3 separate regions of the Mus musculus genome follow, and regions 2 and 3 are each linked to region 1. A link is a loop called in an ENCODE intact Hi-C map of the cell type or tissue named here. Cell type or tissue: heart. All regions are shown on one strand. Links, peaks and the distances in the headings refer to the core of each region. The heading gives the core; the rest is flanking DNA.

Region 1 (8,193 bases), core at 1,348-6,347:
CATGAGTGAGCTGTCTTGACATCCTCAGTCTCAATTGACTTTAGATAGATGACTGTAACCCCAACCACACGTTCCCTATGCAGTCTGGAAAGAACTTGAGCCGCAGTGTCCTGATGATGAATTCCTGTCCTCCAGAAATGGTGATATAACAAATAAGTTCATTGTTTTAAGGCATAAAGGTCTGAGGTACTTGTTATATAACAACCAACTACAATGACAAGCAATCTTCAAGTCCACAAGCAAAAGGATAGATTATTATGTACACTGATGGTCATAGAGATGCCCATGTCCAGCCAGGACCTCACATCGTGCTATTGGACACACATAATATAGTCTGGTCCCAATGACCATACCCTTGAGATTATGGTCTTTACACAGTCTCCCAGGTAACAGCGGGTCCTGAGTAAGGCACATGTGACTCTGCCTCACTGAACCATCTAGACAACTTCAAGCCAAGCATAGTTCACATCAGTCAATTCATTTCTGTTATTTGGGTGTGATCACTGTTGTATTCTTCTTAAAATTCCATTTCTCTCCTCCTCTTGGTCTGGGATCACTCTCTCACATTTCTCTGGGCATCCTGGGTATAGGTGAATACCATTCTCTATCTCTATGCCTTTTTTTATCTGTGCTTTAGTGGCATGCTCACATTCCTTGCCTCATGGGCCTTGGAGATCTGTCCACCAAGACCCTGCTAACCATTTCTCCCTCACGTGGAGGTTCCAGGAAATTTTCTCCAGAAGACAACATGGAAGAAAGTCACCTTACCTCATGCCCTCCTATGTCTTTATTAATTTTCTTGCTGGATGTTTGTATAGGTCCAATCTGGTAAGCTATGCTACAGTAACAAACAAGCCCAGAATGTCATATCAGTGAGTCCAAAACCTTGATCTTTGCTTTGTTCTTTCTTCTCTCATCTGTGGTGAATGTCCACAACTGCCTGGCTAGAGCATGGAGTCGTGCCTCCTGCGTGGACCCAGGTGAAAGGAGGTTTCACCACCATATTTCCGTAGTGGGTAGGGCAGCAGAAAGAATTTCCTGAGAAGCCCGTCTGCTCTCAGGTTTCTCTCTGGAAGTAGCATGCATATCTTCTGTTCCCAACTCATTTGTCAAGGTAGGTGACATGTCCTCATTAGGACTCCAAGGTGCCTGGCAGTGGACCTCGGTGTATAATGACTGTCTCTGGTGATCACCACAAGGCTCTTGACTCTGGCTCTTGTGTTCTACACTTTGTGGATAACGTGGTGACAGTCCTCTCATTCAGTTGAAAGAAATGATACTCACATTTAAACCAAATGACTGGACATTCCAGCAAGGACTAAATCTAGATTTTGAGGAGACTAATTGAAGCTAGGTAGATGGTGGTTAAGAAACTCACCTCTAGCTCCTACTTTTGTTTGAGTTTTGTTCTCAGTATCCCAAAGATGAGAGATACAATCCTGAAGCATTTAAAAAAGAACCAGGGCCTTTTCATCAGTCCCAGTGTGTGCTTCAGGATGGTAGCTGGCTGGGCTGCTGCTTGTGTCTCACATCTTAGTTGATCATGGCAGATGCGTGGTTGTGACTTCTCACTGGCCTGTCCTAGTTCAGGGATTCATTCTGAGGCCCAAAGTAGGACCAGCCTCACGTGACCTAGCTCACCTGTGAGCAGAGTGGACAGAAGGTATTTCCGAGGACAAACCAATGTGTTCTTGTGTGAAGAAGAAGAAGAAGAAGGAGGAGGAGGAGGAAGAGGAGGAGGAGGAGGAGGAGGAGGAGGAGGAGGAGGAAGAGGAGGAGGAGGAGGAGAAGAAGAAGAAGAAGAAGAAGAAGAAGAAGAAGAAGAAGAAGAAGAAGAAGAAGAAGAAGAAGAAGAAGAAGAAGAAGAAGAAGAAGAAGAAGAAGAAGAAGAAGAAGGAAAAATGGCTGCAGGGCCAATGAAACATCATCTGTTCTCCAGAGATGCTGCTCATGACTTTATTCTATTTCCCCAGGCTGGAAACTCCCATGCCCACATGGTCAACACTAGCCCTTGTTACTAAGTCGTCTTCTCCTTAAGGGCCCAGCGCCCAGCGCCCAGCGCCCAGCGCCCAGCGCCCAGCGCCCAGCGCCCAGCGCCCAGCGCCCTGGGTTGGATTTGGTGGAAGCCAGAACCGTGCCTTGAGAATACCGAAGCTAAGAACTTCACGAGACCCTTGGCTGCTGCAGATCTAAATCCTTTTCAGGCAAACAGGAGTAATTAAGTTAAAAAAAAAAAAAAAAACAAACCTCCCCAAAGCCAACTCTAAGAATATTTTTAATCACTATATGAGAAACTCATTTTCCTTTAGCTCTGACACGTAGGTGGAGACAGCATGCTATTTTGAACGACTGGAAAACCGTTCAGATAATTAGGATGGGGGCCCGCCGCTAGGTAGGGCTGGCCTCACTTTAGACGACTTCACCGACTTCACCTCGGTGGTAGCTATTTCTGGAAAGCTTGCGGTTCGAGGGAGGATTCTGACATAATGCTTTCTATAAAAAGAGGAAGCCAGCAAGTTCCCAACCTTGGAGCTAAGAGCAGGGTTAGAAATGACATTCAAGTTGATGGTTTATAAAGCCCCTGAGAGGGGAGGTGATCATTTGAAGGCAGTAAGAGTTCAGTAAGGGCCCATCATGTGAGATTAGTTTCATTTCCTTGTTTTGACAGAGAAACTGGAGTTGCAGAGCCGAGGCCTCCTGCAGACACAGTATTTCTGGGTAGAAACAGTGCTTTTGGAACAGTTTCTCGTGGTGTCTTCGGGTGTAAGCTAAGGGATCACTCAGGATCGGAAGGGATTAATAGAAGCCATGAATATGGCTGGGTAGTCTTGTGGGGGACACCCTGGCGTTCTCTAGGGCCTGTCACTTTCCCTGTACTGTAAAACGCTTCTGTCCACGACCTGGGTGACACCGATAGACCTGGTTGTTGTTTCAAAACTTCTCACTTGCTGAAATAACAGGGATAGTGACTTAATTAGGGTTTCACTGCTGCGAAGAGACACCACGACCACTTACAAAGGACAGCTCTTACAAAGGACAACATTTAATTGTGGCCTGCTTACAATTTCAGAGGTTCAGTCCATTATCAACATTCTGAGAAGCATGGTGGCATGCAGGCAGACATGGTGCTAGAGAGGGAGCTGAGAGTTCTACATCTTGATCTGAAGGCAGCAGGAAGAGGCAGGGAACCACTAGCCTGACTTGAGCTCCTGGGACCTCAAAGCCTGCCTCCTAGTGGCACGCTTCCTCTAACGAGACCACACCTACTCTAGCAAGGCCACACCTACCAATAGTGCCACTCCTTATGTGCCTAGGGGGGGCATTTTTACTCAAAGCTCCACAGACAGTGGCCCCTTTGAGCAGCCACCAGAAGTCTTGAACATTCAGTGAGCTCTGGACACAGTGTTCACTATGTTGTACAAGTTTGATTGTTGGTGCCTCCTAACCCAGCAAGGCAGTAGGACTGTTAACTTTCCCGTTTTACTCAAAGAAATCTCGGGCTGGCCTTCAGCACTCATTTGGGAAAATCATCCATCTTGGGTCACCTGTGTCTGAGCTCCTTCACCAGGATGCTGAGGATGCTAGAGGAGGGAAATGGTCACTTTGTTCCCACACCTGAGGAGTCCCACCTAAGAGGGCGGTGTGTGTGTGTGTGTGTGTGTGTGTGTGTGGTCAAAATATCACTGTAGCAACCCCACTCACAGTCACTGCTCATGGGCTGCATCTTGTTCCAATAAAGTCTACCTTATTGGGAAAGGGCCCAGCCCCTGGAAAAGGAAGAAAAGAATGAATCAGGTTTTGGGTAAACAGGTATCAATGCCATTTGCATGTGACAAGTCTCAGAGAAGCATTCCCTACCCCCACTCCAGGGTAGTGAGTGAGTGCCCTGGACTCACACCTTGTCTTCAAGGCTGACAGTCATGGTTCCATGTGGTTAGTGGGCACTGGGACCCCAAGTGGATAGTGGATGCAGGTTTTGGGCATCAGAAAGACTATGAGGTGGTGGGGTGCCCAGGTCACAATGGTCAGCATGAGGCTCTCCTGAATAAGATGGAATTACAAATGCTAAGTTAGGTAAGTACCTTTTTTTTTGTTTTGTTTTTTTTTTGTTTTTTTTTTTGTTTTTTTTTTTTGTTTTTCGAGACAGGGTTTCTGTGTGTAGCCCTGGCTGTCCTGGAACTCACTCTGTAGACCAGCCTGGCCTCGAACTCAGAAATCTGCCTGCCTCTGCCTCCCAAGTGCTGGGATTAAAGGCATATGCCACCACTACCTAAGTACTTAAAGACTTAAACTCAATTTTAAAAATCACAAAAATTTCAAAATCTAGCAAACAGCACATACATAATAAAACCCAGAAAAAAAGAACCATGCTATTGTGAAGTGCCTACAGCCCCTCTACGGTCCTCTTCCCTTCCGTTTGCCAGTCTGCCCTCTGATTGTTTTCAGACTGAACTACAGCGCTGACTGATCTCTTTCTATAGAGACACCAGAAGGTCATGTTGGAGCGTCTGTTAGCGGGATGGTCGCCTGGTTCTGTTTTGTTGATAGTCTGAAAAGGTTTCCTTCAACTTCTCAGTCCTGCCAACGGTCAGGGCCGTGGCAAGGTTAGCTGAGTACTGGAAATGTCTGAGAAACTTCTGGGGAAGCTGCTATCGACTCTTTTCCTGTCTGATGTCATGGCACTGGAAACTTTTTGTCATGATTCCCAACACCCTTTGAGCTGATGGCACCTGTTGTCAGATGTCAGAGTCCCACCCGTCCCCTTCTCCCCCCCTCCAGGATGGCTGTAGATAATGGGAGTGTACATAGAAAAGTCACAAACCCCAGAAAACCAGCCCATGTTTCACACCAACCATATCTCCAGCCCATTTTCCTCTTGAGTGGGTCACCACTATCCCTGGCCTCTCCAATACCATCAAGAGAGAAAGACAAGAAGTAAGTTTACTCTGCAGTGATTCATGTATATTTTATGTTAATTTTATGGAACTTTACTCTTATTTTTTTTAGCTATGATCTCTTTGGTAGAAGGCAGAAAGCAAAAACCCTGAATCAATTAGTAGGCTGCAATACTCTTAAAGTGACCAAAGATGAGTCCCCCTAGGAAGAAAATTCTCTCAGAGTGTACACAACGCTGTCTCACACTGGGCATCTACAGTGTTGTGCACGGCATCCTTGGGGTTTTTTCTTATGGTTTCATTGTATACAAGCAGAAGCTTTAATAGTATCCTAGTTTGCTCTCTGTTGCTGTGATAAAATGTGACCAACTTGATGGGGGTGGAGGGGTAGGGGTGGGTTATTTCAGCTTACATTGAAAGAAGCCAAACCAGGAGTAACTCAAGGCAGGAACTTGGAGGAAAGAACTAAATCAGAAACCACAGAGAACTGGCTTGCTTCTCCTGGTCTGTTCAGCTACCTTTCTTACACAGCCAGGCTCATGTGCCTAGGAATGGCATCACCCACAGTGGGCTGGCTTGTCCTACGGCAATCAGCAATCAAGAAAATGGCCCCTCCAAGACATGTTCACAGGCCAGTTCCTCAAGTCTTCCCAGACATTAAGTCAACAAAAACTGTGACAGATGGCAAAGCCGAAGTCAGTGGTAGAGGAGGAAACAGGTTATTATTGCATCTAATCCATGTGGAAAATTCTAGAACCTGTAGAGGACTGAGCAGATTTCTTTATGGACACTTGGGAAGAAGTGTGCCTGTTCCTAGACAAAGGTCTTTGTGAAAGTGCCCTAAGCATGTCTGTTTAGGGGGACTGGGCCGAGAAGAGCTCCCTACTTAAAGGACCCTGAGAGAACCTATCTGTTGTGACAAATATCACAACAGATTGAGATCAAGGAGGTATCCCCAAGGCCCTGGTCCCTTGAGAACACTATAGAAATTCCTTTATGAGGAAAACCTTTATGGCTTGAGGAGAAAGTTTAGGACAGTACCACAGAGTGAGAGCATCCATTTGGTGTTGTACAGTTGCTTAGAGAAATCAGCATGAAGAAAGGACCGCAGACTGCACACTCCTGTGGCAGGTAATTTCTGAGGACACCTGATAGGAGGAGGACTTCATTTGGGAACAAGTGGACACCACACTTGTGGAATAGCTATCCATCAGGACAGAGATCACTGCCACCATCAGACCATTAAACCATGTGGTCCTGGGTAAGAACTTGGGGTCTCTACCAGGTGAAAGGACAGGCACCCAACACTCCCCAAATCCATTTTGGTGATACAGCAGGAAGGGGCCCAATTTGTGCCTTTTGAAATCAGTTTCACCTGCTAAGAGATCACAAATTGCTTGACCAGCAAGCAGTGCTAAGCATGGCTCAGGAACTGGCTAGGGGCCACAGAGCTGCCTTTCTGAGAGCTTGGGCAGCTCCTCTGTCAGAGGCTGGGAGAGGGACAGACACTGTGCTGCTATAAACCACTCTTCAGAGATGTTAACAGGCTCTTAGGGGTTAGGGATTCATCACACTAAGAACCTGGAGACCCTAGTTGTGACTTAACATGATTCTGTCTTTGTCATCTTTAAGAAAAATATGAAGCTAGAGAAATCCTCAATGGTTAAGAGTACTTGATGCTCTTCCAGAGGAGCTGGGTTGGGTTCCCAACACCTATATTTGGTTATTCCAAACTGTCTGTAGCTCTAGTTTTAGAGGATCCAATGCCCTCTAGTGGCTCCCAATGGCACTCACACTCACATGCGCATCCCCACATCCAGGCAAACACACATAAGTAGAAATCATTATCTTAAAAATGGAGTATGCCTTTTTTTTTTTAGCTGATGCTTGCTCCATACGTTAACATTTGTCTTTACAGCACTTTTGAATTGTTCCTCTTTATTCAGTCCTTTCTCTCTCCCGCCTCAGTGTGAACAAAGCACAATCTTGCTCCTTTCAGGAAGGAGAATAGCTCATGATTTCTAAAGAGAGTGGGTTTTGTGCCCAATTCAGATTCTCACATTAATTCTTATCGTAATAGGCCTTTGTAGGGCAGCTGCACAGGCAGTGAGGAGGGTGCAGAAGCTGAGCTTGCATGTCTGGCAGAAGGACCTGCTGAGCCTGCAACCCCCGTGGCACAGTGGTTCCCCACTGCTTATAGCTGCTCGTGGCCACAGGACATCCTCTGTGCTGACCCCAGACTGTCTGATTTAGGTTATGGAAGAATGTGGAGAGAACATCCTATGGCCATGGTGTTGATCCTGGAGCTAACCATGCATCTGAGTTCTCATACCACCTGCACACTAAGTTAGTGGGTGGCTGATATCCCCCCAAAACATTGGTGGAAGTGTTGATCGCCCCTAGTACTTCACAATGTGACCCCTGCAGATATAACCAGATCAAAATGAAGTCAGTCTGGCAGACCCTTATGCAATATGTCTGGTCCTTGTGAAAGGGGAAGTTTGGAGTCAGGTAGTTCCTCAGAGAGTGGGCTCTGGGCAGGACACTAAGGGAAAGAATCCCATGGGAAGACCCAGAGCTATGCTGCCCTATGCCCAGGAGTATGCAGGGGCTACAAGGGGAAATGGAAGGGTCCTTCATCTGGACTTGGGTGGAAGCATGGTCTGGCTGACCCACTGGGCTTAGAATTAACAACTTCTAGAATTAGGCTATCAGCGTGTATGTATAGCCATCCTTTCTCATAGCAACTGGTGGGACTATACATACTAGAAAACAGTACCATTAAAATAGGAAACAGATCTGAGAGTATAAGGGACAATCCCTCCGGCTCCTGTCTCTGATGGAATAGAGTCAATCATAAACATATCTTCCGTTTTCTTAGGCACTCAGCAGCCCCACAGGAAGACACTGTCGTGGACATAGATGCTCTCCACTGAGGATAGCCATTGTGGATGCCTATAGCCCTGCCATGGAGGGCGGTAAAGAACCTCAAACTACTCAAACTCACCCTTGGTTTTGTGCACATTGGACATTGTGAACAGGAAGGACAAGCCCGTTACAGATTGAAATATTTCCGTGGTTGGGAGCTGCACTCACCATGGGCATAAGAGGACTCGGCCAGAGCAGGCAGAGGCCCCCATCACTGAAAGTACATGGCGGGTGGAGTGGAGGGAGTAACAGAACTGGAAGTGGTGCTTCAGCTGTGGCTCTGGATGGAGAATGGCCAAAAGGACTGGCATCAGTACCTCTGAAGTCAGGGGCTCTGGAAAGCCCTACCCATAGGCAGCAGATAGGACCA
Region 2 (8,193 bases), core at 1,333-6,332, 79 kb before region 1:
AGGTGCTACTTGGGGACCTCAGCACCACTCTGTGCTCATGCCTGGCCTGGCCACTCTCTCTGTGTGTCCCTGTTGCCAGATCCTGGCTGTCATACTGTTCCAGAATATTCTAGCTGGATTAAAAAGCCTGGGCTCACTCTGTAAGACCTCATGGAGAACATCATGAAGTGTCCCCCTCACTCAGCCACCTCTCTGAGTACTTCGTGTAAGATGGAGGTATCTGAATCCTGTCGGCTTTGGCTGTTGAAAAACTAGTTCTAGAAGTTCACACTAGTCAGAGGTTGTTTCACAATCATAAAGCTCACTCTTAATTCACTTAAGTCTTCTCCTCCTCCTTGAATGAGCCCCTTTTAAGTCTGAAATTAGACACTAAATGCAGGCTTCACATTTCATGTGTCCTTTAGTAGCTAGTGACATTCTCTAGGGCAAGGTCACTTCTCCAGCATTCTGAAGTTACACCTTCTGCCCCCATGCCCCGCCCCCGTAAACTTTTTGCTCCTGGTAACAGTTTCCCTGGAGACAAGTTGCCCCCTTTTCATTGAAGTTAAGAACATGCCAATGCTAACTCCCTTCCTCGAAAATACGCCAGTGACAATCCCAACCTTGAATTCTCAAGACCCTAGGAGAAAATCCATCCGGACCTAAGTCCCCTGGATCAGGTCAACCTAGGACAAAGCCGCTAGCTCACCCAGCCGCCATCATTTGCCCTCTTCACAGGAGGATCTGTCAATTTGGCTTCCATCCAGGACTCCATCAGATCCTCAGGGATGTAGGCGGTCATACCCCCTTCATGGAAGGGTGCCTTGCCTCATTTGTCTGCTAGAGTCATCTCAGTACCCACTTCAGGCTCTGGGATTCCACACATGCAAATGGTACCCAGCCTTCCTCTTCCTCCTGCTTTGGGCAAGTCTCAGGGCACCAGGACATAGGCTGTGGCTTCCCTGACATGTTCTGTTTGTGCCAGACTGTCAAGCTCCTTCATGTTTGTGTGAGCATGTGGGTGCACATGCGCGTGCATGCCTGTGTGTGCCTGTGTGTGTGTGTATGCATAATGGTCAGCTCTCTTAGCTCAAACTGTAACATCCACTCTAAAATAGTGTCTGGAAAACTAGACTGTTTTGCGTTTTGCTCTCAGTGCAAGACAAATGCCAGGCAGCCTGAGAAGGTGGAACTTGTATACAGAATGGGATGGGAATGTTGAAATGTGGGCCCATGCCCAGCCACATAGCAGTGTCTTCCTGGAACTGCCATGCAATGCTCTGCTCGGAAGCTTCTTTGTCCCCAGAGACACAGGCACAGTGCCACATGCACACAAGAGGAAAGGGGGATCCTAGCATCATGCTGGGTTCCAGTGGGTGTGTGGGGCTTGTCTGCTTGGGCAGAGGCCCTGGCATGGAGATGTCCTCACCACAAAGTGAGTCACAGGGGTGGTGGCTGGAGCTGAGAGTCAGAGCAGAGTGCAGGACGGAGTCAGGCCAGGGTCAAGTCAGGGTTAGCTGGCCAGGAGTCTGTGGAAGAAGTGGGTGTCAGGCAGAAAGCACAGAGGTACAGATAGAAAATTCTGGAAAAGAGTCACCGAGTCAAGCATCTGGTATCTCATTAAGAGCAGCAGGTACTTGCAGGCACCACTGAAGGCAGTTGAGCCCTGTGATGATCTGCACTCAGAAGGGCGTCTACACCCTCTTGACTAGAGTGTACTCCTGCTGAATCCTCAGCCAGCACACCTAGGGCTTATGGGAGAGAAAATCGCAGCACTTGGCCATTCTCAGGGCATGTTGTGGGCAGAGTACACAGTCTGCTCGTTATGCTGAGAATCTATGCATTGAAAACAAGTGTCTCAAAGTCTTGGGCTTCTATCTACTCCCCTTGGTTTCTCCTCCCCAGGCCCCTCCTCCCCTTTCTTATCTGGCCGGCCCACACCCTGAGCCTGCTCCCTGAGGTCAGAGGCTGTGCTGCGTCCCTAGGTCCCTGGAGGATAAGTTTTGCCTTTCTGCCCATGGGGGAGGGCTTCCACGGCCATGGCTGCCTCTATAGATCTTTGGGGGAAGTGGCCAGGAAGGCCCTGCTGACCTGTTTTGAGCTCACACTCAGGTTTCCGCTCCCTGGGTTTGTGTAGAGTAGCTGGAGGGCCAGCTATAAGTAACCCACGGGCTCCAACCTGCTCTCTCCTGGTCCCTTCATCTGTAAAAACAATTGCTGTTGTCCCCCACCCATCTCCAGGAGAGTTCCTGAGTGCGTGGGAATCTTGGGATGTTTGGGGAATTGTTCTGGTTTCCAAGGCTACATGGCTGGAAGGATGGGGCTGAGTGGCTGTGGTGGGGGTGGGGTGGGAAGGACTTGGAGGTGTCTCTCTCTCATGGGCTGTACTTCTCTCTGGCTGGCCCTCGGAGGTGGTAAGCCTCAAGTGGATGGAGAAGCTTGTTGCTTTTGTAGGCAGACACTTCCATGTAGAAACTCAGCATGACTCTCTTTAGACTGTGCCGGTGGCAAGCAGGTTAGAGCCTGTGTTCCTGCTACTGAGCCAGAAGGCATGGCTTCTGGGGCAAAGGCTGTGTCTGGAAAGGGGGCTCTGCCCCTGCTCACACATGGTGCTGAGCACACCCTCATTGAGGGAGACAGTGGCCGTGAGTTTGGGGTAAAAGGCTCTTCTGTTCTCAAGGAGACGGGTCTTGGTGTGAGAATATGGGATGGAACATTTTACACTGGTTGGAATCAAAGGAATGCATACCCCAAAATATGATAGGCAGTCATTCTTGTAGCGATACACAGAGGCAGACTGGAGAGGGGCTGGAGAAACGAGCACCAACAGACAACCCACTCCACTGTCCAGCAGGGAATTAGGGGTTATTTCACACACACACACACACACACACACTTACACACATCTGTGTTTTTCCCAAACAGGAAGTCACTGTGAGGACCTTTGTTAACAGGACACAAGATGACTACTCCTATGCTGATCCTGGGAGCCTACTTATGTGAACTGACTGCGGCTATTTCAAGGAAGAACAGGGCTCTCCCTCCCTCCCTCCCTCCCTCCCTCCCTCCCTCCCTCCCTCCCTCCCTCCCTCCCTCCCTTCCTCCCTTCCTTTGGGTACCCCTGGCTCTCCTCACTTCTTTTCTTCTGTCAATCTAAAACAAAATGTGGCCCAGTGACTGTGTTTGGAGACAGTAAAGCATTACAAAGGGAGTGTGCGCTGTGTAAGCTTTGGCATCTTCAAAAGGGTGCGCCAGGGAGAAATCCTTCAGACTGAGAACTCCGAGGATAGCAGAGATTTTGACACAGCAGTCTTTGTCTAATAAGGATCAGTAACCAGGGTGACATTAGTCTGAGGTTGAACACTTGCTGGGCAGATGTCCTTGCAGAAAGGATGGCTCTGCCAGTGTCTTGTGACAGCCACGATTGGGCTCTCATGCATGAGAGCCCTTCCTTCACAATCCCCAGCTTTAGCTGTCCCTTGGGGCAGATTGACACTAGAGACACTATGTCCTGACAACCTCCATATTTTTTTCATACCCTTTTCTTTTCTCATCTGAAGTTCAGGTCCCAGAATATGTAATCATTTTTTTAACATAAAATATAGGGGCTGGCAAAATAGCTCAGAGGCCAAACCCACTCACTGCTCTTGCAGAGGACCTGAGTTTGATTCCTAGAACTCAGCACCCAGCAGCCTAATGGTTGTGCTTTACAACAGTTGGTGACTCCAGTTCCAGACAATGTGACGCCCTCTTCTGGCCTCCACAGGGACTGCATGCATGTGGTGCACAGACATACTGCTGGCAAAGCACACAGACACATAAACAAAAGGTAGCAGAACATAAGACCTGCAACCCACCCCAGAGGCAGAAGTCTGTATATCACTTATACACTTTCTGGAAGCATCTGGGGTACCATGGAGGCACAGATCAATCTAGTGCTATGTGTGTGTCCCTCAGACTTCTGATATCCTAGTCTTGTGGGCATATTGTAACGGTACCATGATGATGACATCATGGATGAGACCTTTTAGAATTCCCTTTTAATTTAACGATATTACTTATTTTGTGTGTATGTATGGGAGTGGAGACTTGCTCCAAGGCATATATATCCATTCAGTCAGAGGACAATTTGGGAATCTGTTCTTGCCTGATACCATGTGGGTCCTGAGAAATGAGTTCAGATGGGTGGGCTTAGTGGCAAAAACCTTTACCCACTTGGTAGTTCCTAAAGTCCTTAACAATAGTATTATGATTACTATAATTAACAATGAAAGAAACATCTCTATAGAAGGTCACTCACCTATATCAGGTTTGCTGGCCTTTTTAATGTTTTCACAGAAAAGGCAGGCTCTCTCTCTCTCTCTCTCTCTCTCTCTCTCTCTCTCTCTCTCTCCCTTCCTCCCTCCCTCCATCCCTCTCCCTCTCCCTCTCCCTCCCTCTCTACTTTCTCCCTCCTCTCAGTCTTTCCCTCCCCTCCCCTTCTTCCTCTCCTCTTTCTCCTCTCCCTCTTTCCCTCCCCCTCCATCTCCTCTTCCCCCAGCCCTCTCTTCCTCTCTTCTTGTTTCTCTCTTTCCATAGGATTGGCCTTCAAAATGAAACCATCCCACCCGTGGGATTACAGGTTTGCACCAGACAGATTACTTCTGAATAATTTGAAATGGTTTGAAGTTTAGTTCTTATTTAAAAGCAAGACCTGGGGATTCTCCACAGGAAACACAGAGAGCTAGGGGAATCTCAGGGTCAAAGCACAGGTGCTGGGGACCCTGTTAGCCATCCCTGCATCCCTGGTGTCTCAGCAGAGAATCTGTCTGACATCACATTGAGAAGCTGCAATGTTTCCATGGCTTGCCCCCAAGTCACGTCACAACCATTTCCATTGCAGTATACAGGCTATGAACCTTTCAGCCCGTGGGGCCACTGCCCTGGTGAGTGACTTATTACTGTTACACTATCATGGAGGTGGCTAAGGAAAGGGCTAGCTCAGACTCCTCTGTCTCTTTCTTGCCCTCTCGTTGTCTGACTTTCATGATATGATATAGAAAGAATGCCTTGACCAGACACAGCCTCTTGATCTTGGACTTCCCAGCTCCACACAACTGTAGGGAGATTCATTTATCTTGTTTGAAAGTTGCTCAGCTTGTGGTATTCTGTCACAGCAGCAAACATACAAACAAACAAACAAACAAACAAACAACCCCAGACTGACTTGTATACATGTGAATATCTCTGGTGGTGAGGGGCCCAGGAAGCTGCAGGCCTGAAGGTAACCCCCTGCCCCACCCTCACCCACTTCCACCCCACCCCTCACCCCTGCCAAGGAGCTGAAGGAAGTAGGGGTGGAAGAGGGAGCTTGCCCTAGAGGAGCTGCCTGGAGGAAGCTGAGCAGAATGGTTCCTGCTTCCTCACCCCACTGGGAAGGGTTTCTGTGCTCAGGCCACCCTATGACATCATTCCTTCTCTTCAAATGCCCCCTTTCCTCTTTCTTCTTCTATGCCTTCCCCTGTTTTCCTCTTTGCCATCTTCTCCCCCTGCCCCCATCTCTCCTGCGCTTTCCCTTCCCACCTTCCTTATTGAGACAGTCTTCCGGAGATAGCCCAGGATAGCCTTGAACTCACAGGATTCTCCTGCCTCCCACTCTCTTCAATGAGTAACACCAACGCCACTTCCAACTCTCCAATCTCAGTTCTGTAAAGAAACGTGGTGGTGACACTGGGGACCTCATTGTCCCTCCCCATCAGGCTCTGGGGAAGTTCCTGTCGTCTGAACTTGATTTGCTCAGGTATGGGTCAAAGGAGAAAGAAGAAAAGTCACTGCAGCTGCAGTGGAAAGCCTGCTTGTAATGGCAGCCAGCATCACAAAGCACCAACCCACCAGTGGGGTAAACAAGTCCTTTTCTCCCAGGTTGGTTTTGGTCAGTGATGTATCATAGCAGCATGAAGCAAACTAGGAGATGGGGACATGTTAACAACAAGGGGTTCAGTTGGAGGAAAATGAAAAGGGGTTGGGGGTGAAAATATCAACAATAGATTATGTGCATTATGAAATTGTCAATGACTAAGAATAAAACCTCCTGAGCAAGTCCCTTCCAGCTCCTGGTCTCCTCACTGCAGTTTGTGAAGGTGAGTAGAACAAGAGAGATCAGAGATGGCTTCCCACTGTCCCTCTCCCTGTCCCTCTCTCCTTTCTCCCTCCTCTCCCTCTTTCCCTTCCCCTCCTTCTCTAGAGTGACATTGGGGAATCCTTCCCCAGATGGAAGAAGAGTGGAACATCCTATTTTATGTGGAAGAATCCAAGATAGAAGGGCAATGGATATCCTTTCCCCATTGGAAGGACAGGGATTTACCATGTTCCGGATGGTAGGACGGTAGGTCATCCTGTCCCAGACAGAAGAAGAGTAACACACTGTGTTCCAGTTGACAGAACAGTGGAGCTTTGTATGTTGTTGGTGAATATTTTTCCAACCTACTTTTTAATAAAGGTTCAACATCCCCTCAAGCCCACCCAGCAGAGGTAGTGGAAAAGAAAGGTTATTAGGATACAGGGGACATGGACCTGTTTAGAAATAGTTCTTTGGGGTGAATCCAATCTTCACTGATCTCAGTCCAGTCCACTAGCACACACCAAACATGAATTAGAAGCTGCAGTCCACTCTGCAAAAATCACTCACAAATCATCAAGGACAGTTCAATTCAGAAGAAACAGCAAGGCTCCCAATCGGCTCATGTCCGATGAAGTGACAAGAAGCCCCAGGAACCTCATGAGAGGATCTTTGGCAAGTTTCTCTTTATCAAGTCAACAGCAATGTAAAGCCAACCAATACATGTGTGTCATCAGCGAAGACTAGTGAGGCGGAGCAAGGCAAAGCAGTGCTCGAGCTCTCTGTCTGTGGAGTTATCCTTTCACCTCTGTGCCCCAGCAAAGCATTGTCTAATGCCTTTTCAAAGGAACCAGAAGTTTCCATTTCAGTGAGTAGGTAATATCTGCACAGTGACTTAGAGTTTGCCTTTTTGTCCTGTAGGTACATAAAAATAGGAAAACTTTCTTGAGAGTTGTTTGTTTCCTATTTTAATTTCAGTTGAGGGGGAAGATTCTATCTTCTTTTTCCTTCCTTCCTTCCTTCCTTCCTTCCTTCCTTCCTTCCTTCCTTTCTTTCTTTCTTTCTTTCTTTCTTTCTTTCTTTCTTTCTTTCTTTCTTTCTTTCTTTCTATTGGGTACTTGGTTGGAAAAGACAGACCTTACACACTCCTCCAATTTTGAAATCCACTCATAGGCAGTTAGAAGATCTCCACTAACAGATTTCTGCCAGAGCTGCACAGTGACAGAAAGGCTGCAGGGAAGGGAAGACTACATGCAGCGAGCATGCAGGCTTCACTTGCTAGACCACAAGTGTGCACAATGAGCAATGCTTTCTTCAACATCTCTCCAGAGATCCATGGAGGAGACCCTGAATGGAGTCCTGAGATGTAAGACTCCATAAGCAAGGGCTGTTCCTCAGAGAGGGGCTGAGTTTCAGAAAGCCAGCTTTTCTCCTTTCTATATCTCTCTGGGCAGGAGAGACTTGAAGAACATGTCAGTCATGGCAGCGATTGAAAGGAGGGATGTTCCATCTTGTCTCTGATTCACACTGAAGGTCAGAAATCCCATGGCACTTGTAGTCACAAAATGGGTCCTACCCCCACTTCCGTGTGTGGGATCTCTCTTCTCATCACTGACCAGCCACATGGACCTGGAATCTGTGCCTCATCTGTGCATTTGGGATTCCGAAATATCAAGAGAAAGAAAAAGAGATATCAAAATATACCTGGTCTGACTGCTTCTGCATACAAATGAGGAGACATGATTGTATGAGTGTGTGTGTATGTGTGTGTGTGTTTTCATCAGTGACATGTGACTCACTTCATATGCAATTATCATGTCCTTTATAGCTATACTAAATATGATAGTCTGCAAGGCAGTTACTTGTAGGCCAGGAACTCAATTGCATGTCTTTATGCCTTTATTCATCCACTTATCACATGGTCATTGAGCCCCTCCCTCAGAGAAGGTGATGCAGAGAACCAAAATGGGATCCCTCCTCCCCAGGGGACAGATAGTCAGACAAAACCGTAGCTCTTGCTCTCTGTAGCCCTCAATGCCCAGTTATTTGGGAACTCCAGGAACTCCATCTGCTTTTCCTTCTTGTTCTGTGGTCTCCCCGGGGTGGTAGGTATTTAT
Region 3 (8,193 bases), core at 1,165-6,164, 310 kb before region 1:
CATACAAGAAGTAGATATGGAATGACCAAGAGGACAGTAAGCTTAGAGGGGACCCGATGAAGGAGGAAATGATGAGGTCAGCATGGGCCACTGTGAGCTTGAGGGTACCCGACATCAGAAAAGACCAATGGTCCAGGAGGGAGATTATCCAAGAATGGTGTGGAAGGATCTGCAAGAGGAGAGAAGGGTTGGATAGACTATGGCTGGGACAGAGCTCAAGGACCATTCCAGGAAACCAATGATGAAGGAAAATGGGGTCTGGGAGGGCAAGCCATCCTGGATGCAGGTGCAAGATGGAACACTTGGCTGTTGGCTACGATGGCCAGGAAGCTGAGCAGCTAGGATGTCACTGGTGGCCTTGGCAGGAGTGCAGGGGACAAGACAGGCTGCTGAAGCATGCTGGGACAGAGTCTAGAAGACAAAGAGGATCTTTCAGGCAGATGTGCAAATAGTGAATTGGGGAGGAGAGTACAGACACATCTAGGCAGCTTAGCTTGTGAGAAGAACTCAGAGATGGCGTGGGATGAGGAGAGAAAGCTAGGAAAGGCAACCTTGGAGGGAGACATAGAGAACCACCACTGTGGGACAGGGGGTGACATGGTGAGGGATGAGGACTTAGACAGACTCCCTGGTAGGCGACAGGCAGAGAGAGAGGCTATGACTAGGTAATAAAGTGGCAAACTTCCAAGATGGCTGACTTTTTCCTCACCCTCCTGACTTGAGGCAGAAGCCTGTTGGTCTAAAACAAAGGCCTTGTAGGCTTTTGTCTTGAAAGGAAATAAAACTGTAATTCATGTAATGTATGTCAAATAGCCCAAAGAGTTGTTTGTGAGCTTTGAAACCTGGGGCTGAGAGCATAGCAGAACAGACCAGGACATGCCCGGGCAGGCCCATCGCCTCCCTAGCTCCCACCCCTCTGACCTAAGTTAAATGTTACAGGCTGCTGATGCTTAAATGGACCAATCATGTGAAACTGCGCCAATTCCTTCCCCAGCCCCACTCCTTTTCTATAAAAACCCCTAGCTTCCAAGCCTCGTGGTCGAATCCACTGTCTCCTGTGTGAGAAACATTTCGACCCGGAGCTCCGCCATTAAAATACCTCTTGTTGTTACATCAAGGTGTTGTGTTCTATTCGTGATTCTTGGGTGCACGCCGAATCGGGAGCTGAGTGGGGGTTTCCCCACTGAGTTCTTTCAGTCTCCCACCAGCAGCCCCCCTTCCTGATGGTCTGGCTCAACAAATTCAAGGCAGGATCAGGACACATCACACAATAGTTCCAGCCAAGCAACCACCATATCTGCCTTCAAACTGACCAACCTCCAAGTGGGGGAGGAAAACTCTGAGGCTCTAGACGCTCCAGGCCTTGAGAGGAGACTGGAGTTTTTCCTTCCCTTCTGAGCCCGACCCTCTGCTTCACAGAGTGCATTTTCCTCTGTGTGCCTGCTGCCTGCGTGTGGTTCCTCACCCACCCTGACTGTGGAGCTTCAGTTTTCTCTGCTGCTGCCTGTTGCTCTTCAGATTTTTTCCTGCCTTTTATTTCCTTGACTGGCAGAGAAAACAAACCCAGTCAGGACCCCTAGACTGTGACATTAGTGGGGCTCCTCTTGGATTTCTCTTAAGACTGTATCAACTGGACACAGTAGAGCAGCTGGGCAGACATGCTTGCTAAGGAGAAGGTCTCTGACTGCAGCACTCACCAGTGCAGTCTAAGAGCACAGAGCCCCTGACTGTCCATCTCACATCTGTCTTCAGGCAGTCCCTGTCATTACAAACGCCTTCACATCAGACACAGAGATGGGAAGGTTCCGGGGCTCTGTGAGCATTGCTATGTGGACTGTCTTGAAGGCTGCCCACCTCCCAAGCCCCAGATAGAAGACGTACTTCTCTAGCATCATGATAGCATGAGGGACCATATCATTCATTGGCTCTAACCTTATTTTGAACCCATTTTGAATGAAGTTTCTGACCTTCCCTAGGTCTACGAGTGCTTAGATGAGCATTTGGGGAACATGATTGATATCCCCTTAGATAACTTCTGGAGGGACAGGGCTTTGTAGAAGCCATACCATGGGTTGTGTGGCTTTAAGGTTGCAGCCTCCTGGAGGCCACATCTGTTAACATCCCCCCACCCCTGGTGAATAGGTAGGGACCATCACAAGGGGACTAAAGCATGCACACCCTGGGTCATTAATTTGTCACCTGTTAAAAGCGTAACACACATTTTCTTTTTTTCTTATACTCTTTCAAAGCTTTGTCACAAAACAGCAGCTTAGGCTACAAGGCCACAATGGTCACTCTGTGATAAGTTTGCTATCAGCATTGCTGTAGATAATACTTCTGGCTTGGGGATTACGATAAATAATGGTCAACTAGGTCACCTTGCAACATTTGAAAGCTGCTGTGGTGGATGAATAAGAATGGCCCCTTGAGTCCTTAGTCATTAGGGAGTGGCACTATTTGAGAAGGATTAGAAGGGCTAGGAGGCGTGGCCTTGTGGGAGAGTGTGTGTCACTGGGGCTGGGCTTTGAGGTTTCAAAAGGCCATGCCAGGCCCAGTTCTACAAAGTTCTTTTCAACTTTCTCTTGTGGCACTTGTTGGCATTCAATCTCATGCTAGTGTTTAGTCTTGGATGGAGTTTATTACCCACTTTGGGCTGTGTTGCCAAGTAACCTGACTCTGGGAAGAAGCAGGTCCAGCTGCTACTGGCTTCACGGTGTTCATGGTCACTGCGTGGATCCCATCAGTTTAAAAATGCGGGTTGTTTACAAGATCCTGCAGATGTCAGATGGAGGCTGAAAAGGCACAAAATACTAGACTGTATTTTTATATCCTATATGTGCCCTTCACTGTTTAACTGGGGTCAGAGCTGCAAACAGGCCATTTGATCATTTAAAAAGCATTTTGCCGAATGAGTGTGTGTGGCTCCAGCTTGGTAAGCCGAGGCAATAGCTTAGAAAGCAGATGTTGGGGTTTACTGCTATTTTCCTAAAGTTCTCCATATCCAGGGAAGAACCCTAAAACATCCAGGGCTCATGTCTGTAACTTACATGATGTAAGCATGTTCTGACGGCAAAGCCAGTATGTTCTGAGATCTGATGCCTGGAGAATAATCCAGGGTGAATGTGGCCAGTTGCCTGCTGGAACGGGCATGTTCCTTCCAACACAATCTTGCATTATTCTACCAACTTAATCACTGATCAGTAAGCCATTATAGGGCCAGGACATTTGTGCAAGGTGACTCTGACCTCAGTGGCCCAGGAGTTCCGTGATGAAGTTGAATGTCTGCTAACCCACCAAGTGCAAGGCCAAGCTGTTTCCATTCTGAGAGAAAAGCTTTTAAAGCCATCACGCTTCATACCAAACTGTGGCCAGGTACAACAAACGGAGCAATCAGGTGACTCAGCTCAGCATGGTTCCTTTGGCTTGAGTTGAGGATGTCCAAATGGCTGGAACAGCAGGGTCTCACCTATGCTATTTGCATGTCTTAAGAACCCAACATTCACTGTTACTGGAGGCTCTACCTGTCCCTCAACCTTCTAGAATCTTTGCCTGTCTATCTGTCTCTCCCTTGGTGGCTGTTTAACAACAGTAAGTACTTGGGTCTGCTAGTCCATACTCCTTTTGCGTATGTAAGAATTAACAAGAGAGAGAGAGAGAGAGAGAGAGAGAGAGAGAGAGAGAGAGAGAGAGAGAGAGAGAGAGAGAGAGAGAGAAAGAGAGAGAAGAGAAGAGAGAGAGGAGAGAGAGAGGTTTGACAATTTGCTATGAAAAATGGTCTCTTTTGCTCTTTTAATTTTCACTTAGCTATGGAGAAGCTTCATTTAAATTATGCAGATAGTTTGAGGTCATGGCCAATTAAATGTAACTGAACCTCTAAAGTCTAAAGTCGTGTGGGATAGTTCACTCTGTGGCCAGCAGAGGGCTCTTCGGTCCTATCAAATATCAAATGTCTCTGTCAATTACTGACCAAGCCTGATCTTCGTCAAAACAAGGAGGCCTCTATTACTGAGTCCTGTGAGTCCTCTGAGCACACTGCGCAATGGTCACCGCAGGCATCAGACCTCAGAACATACTGGCTTGCCGTCAGAACACGCTTACATCATGTAAGTTACAGACATGAGCCCTGGATGTTTTAGGGTTCTTCCCTGGATATGGAGAACTTTAGGAAAATAGCAGTAAACCCCAACATCTGCTTTCTAAGCTATTGCCTCGGTTTACCAAGCTGGAACCACACACACTCATTCCTTCACGTGTTTGCTCTTTATTCCATGAATACGGGCAGATATCTGCTTTTGGCAGGAAGGAGGGACCTTTGACAGTGGGACCCCTCCCTGCCAGCAGGTATGTAGTATCCTTGGTCTGTATGTGAGGTGTTGTCATATTGGAGAGGAATGGAAGGGTTCAGGCTACTGGGGGGAGTTCACATTCTAAATTTACCCTACTAAATAGGGGTCCATTTGAGCAGTATGTGAGGGTGTTCTCTTCTGTACACATTTCTATTGTTAATTGCTATCTTTTTGTGCTACATTGTATACAGTCAAGGAAGTGATTTCAGGTTCTAGCAAGAGACTACCTTTGTTTTGAAACTAATAACCAACAAAAGAGTAGAAGTATCCTAAAACTGGAAGCCTGACTGATGAAATAGAGGTAAACAGGCAGGGCAGAGGAGGAAGAGAAGGAGCAGGGATGCGGGGACTCATGGCACAGCTGCTCACTCTGGTGGGCACCGTGTTGTGGGCAGGCAGTGCTAATAGGAACTGGACAGAATGGTGCTGTTACATAAAGGGAAAGGGTTCAGATGCAGGGGCATTGTGTCACATGTGGTGACTTTGTGCTGAAAGTCCTGCTCCTCCCAGTCCACACTCTTCTACGTAAGGGCTGAAGGGCTCGCTCCAGGCTTCAGCAATGCTGGGGCAACTTGGGAAGAACAGGATATATATGGGACGAAGACTCAGGCACAAGTGACTCCCCGGGGCAGGGTTAACCAAATCAATACTTCATCTTCCCTCTGAATGTGTCCAGGGTGGAGAAGCATCCTTCCATCCAAGCCTGGCCACAGGTCACCTCCTCCCCTCCACACACACCCTCATTTACAACACCAGCAGCTCTGATTCTGTACTTGGGGACTTAATGTCCACAGTGTGTTCCCCTCACACCCTGCTGGCAATGCCTGTGCCCACAGTCTGACGCTCTCTTCTCTTTTGGAACTCTTTGGAGGGCTGTTATAACTGGTGCCACCATGGAGAAATGGGTCCCCCTTTTCCACCCTCTTCAACCCCCTTCTCCCCAGAGCCAGACACAGCTATACCTACCACATGGCTTTGTGGCCAAGGGACCTTATCATCCTTCTGTGGTCTTTTCCTTTTTCCAAGCTACTATGGCCTCAGTTTGGGGTGGACTTTCCCTCATGGTTCTGTCTGGGCTCCTTTTCTGATGTTCTCCCCTTTGACTCTGTCCCCTCCAGGACTAAGTTCTGAAGGCTCAGATAGTAGAAGACAAGCATGACCTTGTAATGTTGATGGCACGGCATTGTGGGTTCTGGACCATGGCACATGCGCACTGTGGGATGCTGGTGGTGGAGGCGGTATGTGGTGGAGATGAGTCCAGTACACTCTCCACACACCCTGCTTAAACCTGCCATTGACTTAAGACTGCTAGAAGCCAAGCTACATGCACAGGAAAAGGTTTGGGGATCCACCTGTACCCTACCCCTCAATCTGAAACTGCCTTCAACACACTGGAAGGTGACCCTGGCCTTCAGACAGACTCTCTGTCAGGACTTATGCTCAGAGTCCAGGCCCCTTGATTTTCATGCCCGATGCTGTACCATCTGTACATGATGCCCTGTTTCTGGTCCCCCTTTCCCTCTTCCCAATTCTCCTTATTCCTCAACCCCACACTGTGTATGCCTGTGTGGGTGTGCGTGCTCATGTGTGCATGCACACATGTATGTACATGTGCACGTGGTGCCAGAGATCAACCTTAGATATCATTCCCTGAATCCATCCTCTTTGTCTTTATGAGTCGTGACTTTTCCCTGGGCTCTGGGGCTTGCTGATGAGGCTAGGCTGGGCAGACCAGCGGGCAACAGGGATCCTTCTGACCACACCTTCCCGGTGCTGGGATGACCACAGCTGGCTCTCTGTGTGGATACAGGGGATGGATCTGAAGCTCCCATAATGCTTAGCAAGCACTTTACTGACAGAGCCATCTTTGCAGTTGCCCCCTTCCTTTCTTTATTTAGTCAGCTCATTTGAGATCATGTGTGGCCCACGTCACATATATGTCACATTCTTCACAGATCTAGGTTAGTCACACCACCGCACATATCAGCAGTATCTTGAAGTTATTTGTCAGAGTCCTCATCCCCAGGAGCTATGGAGCAGAGCTGTCTGGCTCCCCTTGGGACTGTAGCACGAGCTCTGGAGAGGAGCATATATGGGCAGAGTCCTCTCCTGGAGAAGAGACTGGGCCTAAGAGCTTTGGGCATCCTGTGCTCACTGGCTGCAGGCTAGCATGTCTGCATGACCTAGATGTGACCTCCTGGCTGAGCAGCCATCTTAGCCCTCTTCCCCTAGGACCTCACTCTTGTGCTGGCCCTCAGCTGCGTCACTGTGCAGGAGGAGGAAGAAAAGAGCTACGGGCCATCAGGGAAGAGCCAGCATCTCCCGGAGTCTAGGTGCAGGCTGGCGGGTTCTGTTGTTTATTCACCTCCAGCAAATCCTACAGAAGTCTGCCTTGCTGAGCCATGGCCTGGGTCCTAGGTTCTATAGTTAGCTACATCCTCAGGCTTCCTGCCCTTGACTTGCCTAAGCAGGCTCCTAATCCTGCCTTCCTCTGGTTAATTAAATGCAGATAGCTGCTCTGTCAGTCATGCTGGGGTAGGGAGTGGGGGAATGGGGAGGCAGTGGCCTCTCGGAGCATCTTTAATTGAATGACTCCCACTCCTGAGACTTCTGGGTCTTTCATTAATCAGCTACATACACAACAAAGGTGAAACCTAATGAGGTATGTGTCAGGCACCCAACACCAAGAGGTCTAGGCAGATGATGTGCTGTTCTACATTTTAATGGCCTGACATCTAGCATCTCCTGTCCACATGGTGTCCGGTTGTGATAATTCTGGTAAGTGCAGCAATCGCTTATCTATGATCAAGATGAGGGCTCTCACTTTCTAACAAGCTGAACAAAACGACCAGGTCACTGGCTGTGCCAAGAGTCACACCAGGAGCCGTGTAAGGAATGAAGAGACCCAGGCACACTCTGTGTGTTCATAACTCAGGCTATGAAACATGGAGGATGGTGCCAGACTTTGGGCATCTCAGGGCAGCACTATGACCCAGTTGTTCCCTCACTTCATGCCTGTGTCCATAGGCTGTTGTGAGATGTGAATAGGTTGGTTTCATTTCTGTTGTTGTGATAAAATATCTGGACTAAAAGCAACAGTAAAGTGGGGTGTTGGGGCTCATTGTCTTGTTTTTCAAAGACAGAGTTTCTCTGTGTAGCCCTGGCTGTCCTGGAACTCATTCTGTAGACCAGGCTGGCTTCAAATTCACGAAGATCTGCCTGTCTGTGCCTCCCAGGGATTAAAGGTATGTGTTACCACTGCAAGGTGGGGTGTTGGGGTTTAACCCAGTGGTACAGTGCTTACATAGCAAGCAAAAGGCTCTGGGTTTGGACCGCAGCTCTGGGGGGGATGGGTTGGAGGAAAGGGGATCAACATAGTGTAGGAAGAAGTTGGCTTAGACTTCTAGGTTGCAGTCCATCCTTGCGAGGAAGGCAAGGCAGACAGTGCGGCTAGTCAGACCGCATTCACAGTCAGGAGTGGAGGGGAATGGATGCATGCTGCTCTCTTGCTTGCTTATGCTCAGCTTGATTTCTTTATTCTTACACAGCTCAGGACCCCCTGCCTGTTAAATGGAGAACTAGAACTTTCTATGTTGATTAACCACCAAGATAATCCCCACAGACCAATCTGACCTAGGTAGTTCCTCTCTGAGACTCTCCTCCCAGGTGATTCTAGGTGTTGTCAAGTTGACGGTTTGAACTAACCAACACAGAATACACAGCAGTGTGCAGAAGAATGTCCGGAAGCTGGGTGTGGTGGCGCACACCTTTAATCCCAGCACTCGGGAGGCAGAGGCAGGCGGATTTCTGAGTTCGAGGCCAGCCTGGTCTACAAAGTGAGTTCCAG

The links. A loop is a pair of places that touch in the nucleus more often than their neighbours do. Peaks named below come from ENCODE experiments on the same cell type or tissue, not always from the same donor. Only the 100,000 strongest peaks of a DNase experiment are listed, where the experiment ranks them.
Region 2: a loop joins it to region 1, with 1.9 times the contacts of the local background. A loop is called at or near these places in 2 of 42 quality-filtered maps.
Region 3: a loop joins it to region 1, with 2.2 times the contacts of the local background. A loop is called at or near these places in 3 of 42 quality-filtered maps.

The regions. Positions count from the first base shown.
Region 1 is chr1:90,366,250-90,374,442 of GRCm38, forward strand. The region is part of intron 1 of Gm34992 (a long non-coding RNA gene); the gene reads left to right. Among named protein-coding and RNA genes, the nearest start is that of Gm34992, 33 kb to the left of the region's middle. In heart, for the core only: CTCF peaks have their summits at 2,354 and 3,246 (motif pointing left); no DNase peak of the experiment used is centred there; H3K27ac peaks cover 1,167 bases.
Region 2 is chr1:90,287,720-90,295,912 of GRCm38, forward strand. 2700003A03Rik (a long non-coding RNA gene) reads left to right here. Exons shown (of 4, transcript XR_003947931.1): 4 at 2,905-3,051. Among named protein-coding and RNA genes, the nearest start is that of 2700003A03Rik, 19 kb to the left of the region's middle. In heart, for the core only: a CTCF peak has its summit at 3,743 (motif pointing left); DNase peaks (open chromatin) are centred at 1,372 and 2,072; H3K27ac peaks cover 2,221 bases.
Region 3 is chr1:90,056,839-90,065,031 of GRCm38, forward strand. The region is part of intron 15 of Iqca (IQ motif containing with AAA domain); the gene reads right to left. Among named protein-coding and RNA genes, the nearest start is that of Asb18, 46 kb to the left of the region's middle. In heart, for the core only: a CTCF peak has its summit at 3,905 (motif pointing right); no DNase peak of the experiment used is centred there; H3K27ac peaks cover 319 bases; H3K27me3 peaks cover 889 bases.